2 separate regions of the Homo sapiens genome follow, and region 1 is linked to region 2. A link is a loop called in an ENCODE intact Hi-C map of the cell type or tissue named here. Cell type or tissue: heart right ventricle. All regions are shown on one strand. Links, peaks and the distances in the headings refer to the core of each region. The heading gives the core; the rest is flanking DNA.

Evidence for each region. Hi-C counts contacts between places; a loop is a spot of excess contacts. Peaks named below come from ENCODE experiments on the same cell type or tissue, not always from the same donor. Only the 100,000 strongest peaks of a DNase experiment are listed, where the experiment ranks them.
Region 1: it touches region 2 in a loop (2.0-fold over the local background); 4 of 110 quality-filtered maps call a loop at or near these places.

What each region holds. Positions count from the first base shown.
Region 1 is chr15:87,493,518-87,496,437 of GRCh38, reverse strand. The region is part of intron 2 of LOC102724465 (a long non-coding RNA gene); the gene reads left to right. Among named protein-coding and RNA genes, the nearest start is that of LINC00052, 82 kb to the left of the region's middle. In heart right ventricle, for the core only: no CTCF peak of the experiment used is centred there; no DNase peak of the experiment used is centred there; H3K4me3 peaks cover 1,313 bases; H3K27ac peaks cover 2,500 bases.
Region 2 is chr15:87,603,498-87,606,417 of GRCh38, reverse strand. All of the region lies in intron 1 of LOC102724465 (a long non-coding RNA gene), which reads left to right. Among named protein-coding and RNA genes, the nearest start is that of LINC00052, 28 kb to the right of the region's middle. In heart right ventricle, for the core only: a CTCF peak has its summit at 1,354; no DNase peak of the experiment used is centred there.

The DNA.
Region 1 (2,920 bases), core at 219-2,718, 110 kb after region 2:
AGAGAGAGAGTGACTGAGCTGGGGAGGATCCTGGTCCCTTAAGATCCACCAAATCCAGAGCCTCACAGAGTGCCTCTGCTTCACACAATAGAGTTGTATGAAAGAATATATTTGAAGAGAAAGGTCACACTGCTAAAAATAGCTTATAACCTCCTGAAAAAAGACATGAGATGCCACTGAAGAATTTTAAGCAGGGCAGTGACAAGATTTAACTCACTGTGGTGGGACCGAGAGGAGAGGCCCTGGGGTTAGGGTATCCAGTTAGGGAATTCACACTGGGGCCTAGCAAGATGGTGAGAGCCTGAATCAAGGGGATAGCTGTTGGAACGGAGAGGAAAAGTCACTGGACTTGGTGGCCAATATGACTTTAGGATTTAAGCAAGAGGAAGGCATCCTGTATCTACAATATTTCTAACCTTGTGACAAGGTGAATCTTGGTGCCACTACTGAAAGGAGGGAGTAAGGTAGGAGAGCTTGATTTTGGAGGGTAGGTGGGGATGTAGGTTTGACCCTGTATATTTTGAAATCATTGTGCTTTCTGAATCTGCATCTAAAAATGGGTAGCAGCCAGGTGTACACATGAACCTGTTGCTCAAGAGAGAGTTTAGATTGGAGCTACTGATTTGGGAATCATTCATGATACAGGGTCACTTCAAGGCATGGAGTGAGAAAGATTAGGAATGAGAAGAGAGGACTTTTAAGCATGAGAAATGGGGAACATGCACATTGAATGCCAAGAAAGAAGCAGAGGGGCCTGAGAGGGATGGGACAGAGAGGCAATAAAAGAAACCAAAGGGTAAGTTATAGAAGCTAAGGGAAGAGAAAGTTGGAGTGGGGAGCTTGGTCAAATATTAACATGAAATCATGCAAGTTGTAGCCTGGCAAGTGTCTTTGTATTTGGCACTTAGAATGTTGATAAGATCTAAGAAGGCTATGGCTGCAGAAACCAGGTATTGGAGTGTAACTAGGAAATGACAAACAGAGGAAGCAAAGGAGAGGGAAGGATGGCAGAATGGGAGTTTGAGGACAATTACAGGCAAAGAGGAAGAAGCCAAGGGATAAGAGATAACAAAAGTCAAAGAAAGAGCGGACCTAATAGATAGACAAGTGACTCAAAAGAAGTTAGAATGACTGGGATTATGAACACCAGGGGAGGTGCTCACCACGGAGAAGGGACACCCCTTCAAGAACATCAAAATAGATAAAGACACATTGGAAGACTCTTTGAAATTTTTACAGTGTGTTTTTTTCATTTTAAATTTATAAAGTGCTTCTATGGGTTGAATGTTTGTGTCCCTCCCATCACCCAACTTCCACAATTCATATGTTGAGTCCTAATCCCCAGCGTGATGGTATTAAGAGGTGGAGGCTTTGGGAGATGATTAGGTCATAAGAGTGCTGCCCACATGAAAGGAATTAATGCTCTTATAAAAACAGCTTTCAGTGAGCTTGTTTGCTCTTTCTGCCATATAAGGTTACAGCTAGAAGGCACCATGTTCACAGCAGAGGGTGAGTCCTCACCACACAATGAATCTGCTGGTGCCTTGTTCTTGGACTTCCCGGCTACCAGAACTGTGAGCAATAAATTTATGTTGTTTGTAAATTACCCAGTCTATGATATTTTTGTTACAGCATCCCAAATACACTAAGACAAGTGCTTTGTGTAATTTCATTTGTAAAAGCCCCTACAGCCCTGAGATTCATGCCATAATTGTGTAAAAGGAGAAACTGAGGGAGAGAACCATGATATCCGACACCTAATCATCATATTGCAAATGGATGCTTCAGAATGCATGGTGATATTTCATTCAAACAGCCAAGGCAATCTTAATGGCATCAGCCTAGTGACTGAAAGGAGCTGAATGGTTATCAGACAGCTTAGCGCCTGGCTGGCCTCATGACAGAAATAACTGAATTGACTGAAAAAATATTCAGATTGTTGGAGTCATTCAGATAGTCTCAGACTGTAACTCAATTGGAACAAATGAAGACCAGTAAAGTTTGCATCTTTGCATTAACACAGAAGCAGCCAGCTGAAAAGTTTAAAATAAAATAAAATGTAAAAAATTAAACTGTTTATGTGATACATAAAATTCTATGAAAGTAGGTCTGATATTTGGTTTTCACTGAATTAAAAGAACAAGCCAGTTGTTTAGGTACTGTGTAGAAATAGCCAAAACCAAATGTACACCAGGGCTATTTATCTTCACTACCCACGATGTAAAAAATCAATATCACTCAGAAATGGTTATTCTCTTTTGTTGGGGAAATGGAGTGTAAGGGTATGGGAGAAGTTTATTGGATGGAGAAGGATTCTGTGATGGTATGGTCATAATGGAGTTTAAGCTTAATTATGACAGTAGCACACTCATGAGAGTTTTAATTCCACATAGGTAGTTTACTGAAGACAGCTGTCAGGTGACTAATGGAGGTTTGGCTATGACTTCATAATCCACACAGCTAGGCTTTTGCCCTAGGTATACAAACTGGCTGACATTAGCAGGCTTTCTCACTTGATAATCTTCTTTTATAACCAAAACTGATCAGTTTATTAAAAGAGTTAAGCACAGCAACAGCAAAGAGCCCTAAGTGTTTAAAGAATATAAATACAGAAAGTAAGACTTTAAAGATTCAGGCAGATTCAATTGGATTTTTTTTTAAGTTTGCTTTAGTTTTTATAAATACTCAACTGGAATGAGTATTTTATAAATACTAGACTGAAATCTATAAGCTAATAATTCTTTTCAGGGAAATACTGATTAGAGATGATCATTCAGGGTGCACTTTAAGTCTACCAATACCTTCTTACTTGTAGCTCAATCCCGATAAATGTCAATTAAGGGTCCAGTTGCCTTTCCATGCCTCCTAACCAGAGGATCTTGGAGCAGCATGTTCTGACCAACTCTTGAAAATAAAAGTT
Region 2 (2,920 bases), core at 291-2,790:
TAAATTAACACACAATTTTCACTCTTAGCCGAGGTCAGAACTTCCCAAGTGATACTGGAAGTAAGAATTCTACAGAGCAAAGGCTTTCAAATGTCATAGGATGACTTAGTTGGAGGAGCATCAGGGGCAAATGCAAGGGAACTAATTTGTTTTTTGAGATGGAGTTTCACTTTTGTCATCCAGGCTGGAGTGCAATGGCCTGATCTCGGCTCACTGCAACCTCCGCCTCCCAGGTTCAAGTGATTCTCCTGCCTCAGCCTCCAGAATAGCTGGGATTACAGGTACCCACCACCATGTCTGGCTAATTTTTGTATTTATAGTAGAGATGGGGTTTCACCAGTTTGGCCAGGTTAGTCTTGAACTCCTGACCTCAGGTGATCCACCCCTCTTGGCCTCCCAAAGTGCTGGGATTACAGGCGTGAGCCACTGTGCCTGGCTACAAGGGAACTAATTTTAATGAGTGCCTATGATTTTTGTAGACTTCGTGTTAATTCTGCTTATAACCTATTGAGATAAGCAATGTTATTTCTGGTTTTCAGTTGAGGAAACTGAGGCTTAGCGTTGAAGTCACTTACCCAGACATGGAGTCAAGCAAGAGATGGAGTCTGAATTAGAGGCAACATCTGAGCCAGAAGCTCTGCCATAAATCTGCCCTCACCCACTCTCTTCCCAGCCCTTCAAACTGAACTTCTTTTCATCTTATTGTAATAGCATGCATCTCAACATTAAAAGAGAACAGCTATAGAAAAAAAATATGGGGCAGAGAAAAGAGATAAGTACAGTCACAATGTCAGGATTTGTTGTTTGTGATCTTGTGTATAAAGGTATGAAGCCAGAATTAGCTCTTTTTTCCCCAAGAACTGTGTGTGTTTAAGTATTATCCTGCACAAGTATGTAAATTTTTAAAACCCATTTCTCAATCCTTTTTCTATTTCCTTGAAGATACCCTTATAATACCATGCATGTGTGTGTGTGACAATTTTCCCTTTGCTGCTCTGCAGTTAGTGGATCAGGATCAACGATTGTGGCAGGAGGAAGAGGAGGAATAGAAAAGAATATCAAAGGCTGTATCAGCCGCCCAGTATTGATTAAACACTTTCTGTGTATCTTCCATTGTTCTAGGCACTGTGGGCACCACAGAGAGTGTAAGACAGGGTCACTTCTTTCTGAGACATTATAATGAGCTTAATTTCAAAGACCTTAATATCTGGTAGAAAAAAATAATGTCTGAATTAGGAAAGTAATAGAATCACAAAAAGCTAGGAGTTGAAAGGGACTTTATATTACTTGCCGCTGCATCCCTCACTGATGGATGAAGATGAAATTGTATTTTTGCGGCTTCACCGACAGGGGGCTCATGCTCCCTTGTAGTGGCACATCTTTACTCCATCACTTGTGCCTGATGACCCTAGTTCTGCTGTCAGGGCAGCTTAGTAAACGTCTCTTTCTTCTCATAAGAATGCCTGATAGATTAGAGGGTGGCTACTATCTCTTCCCTTAGCTGCTTTTTTTCTATCTACTCTTTCTGCAACCATTTCTGTGGTCATGTTTCAGAAACTTCACCATCCCTCCTCTGGATCCCCCCTAGTTAGTGTTAACAAGACTACTGAGAAAGAAGTATTGGGTTAAGAGAGACTTCATTTCTTTGTGCAGTTTGCAAACCAAAAATTTGATAAAGACTTCAGTACAAAACAAAGATGCATTCCCAGAGAACAAAGAGAGGGTTATGTTTTATAGAAAAAGTTCCCACATGGGCCCACTTATGCAAATGAGGGATGCACACTTGCTTAGTCCTGATTGATTGATGCTCATTGACTTCTGATTGGTGGATGCAGGTCACAGCCTATAGTTTGATTCAGGCAGCATAAACAGAAAAAGACAACTTTGAAAGTCCCAAAGTTATGTGTGTGTGGGTTTTCCTGGGATGCTGAGTACCTGTGTGACCTTTCTTCAGCAAATGGCTGCTTGGTTGTATTTTACATTTAGGCCCAGTTCGCCACTCAGGATCCATCTTTAAGGATTCACTCTTTTAGAGTTTATGTTGGCCAGAATCCTCCTTAAATATGATTGAGGGAAACAAGTGTAATCCTCCAAGATTGGCTGACTCGGGTAGAAGATGCTGCACCATTTTTCCAGCTCTGAACACTCTGCCTCTTTTATTGCGGGCTAAGTTTGTGGTAATATTTTAGCAGCTGCAGAATACCATTGGCACCCATTAAATGCATGCTGGTAAGCTTCAAATTATTTCCTTGGGGATGGATGTCAGGTTAAAGGCATTTTAGGGTAATTTTAAAGTATTTTAAGGAAGTTAGTCATCAAACTTGAGTGCTAATTCTGGTTTTACTACTATTTGGCTGTGAATCCTTGGGCAAGTCCCGTTTTCTGGGCTTCAAGTTAATATCCCTGTTAAATAAGGCAATTGAACTATTAATATATGATCTTTCAAGTCTCATATACTATTAAATTTCTGAGCGAAGGCTAAATTCCATCTCCTGTAAGAACAATTGCATTTTCGAACCCACATGCAAAATTTCACATTTGCCCCATTACGTTTGTCCCATTTATTCCAGAATGTTTTGGCCCAGGTTTCCAAGCTTTTAAGAACTTTTTGAATTACAAGCCCATAACTGAATGCATTGACTCTTGTGCTTCACAATGTTTCATTGGTAACAGATCAGCTGTTTAAGAAGCTCTTTTAGAATATTGTCTGACCAACTTCCTTCCTGATCTTGACTCTTTTCAACCTGGATTTCTCAACTCAGCCTATTCTTTGCTACCAATACTCCTTAGTTTATTAGCTGGCACTTTCTAGAACCTACCCTTTGCTGTTTTTGAGAAATTATGATTAAAATTATGTCTTTAGTCTTCAGGCTTATCTCCTTTTCACCCTTCTCAGTTCCTCAGAGTTCCCTGATTAAAA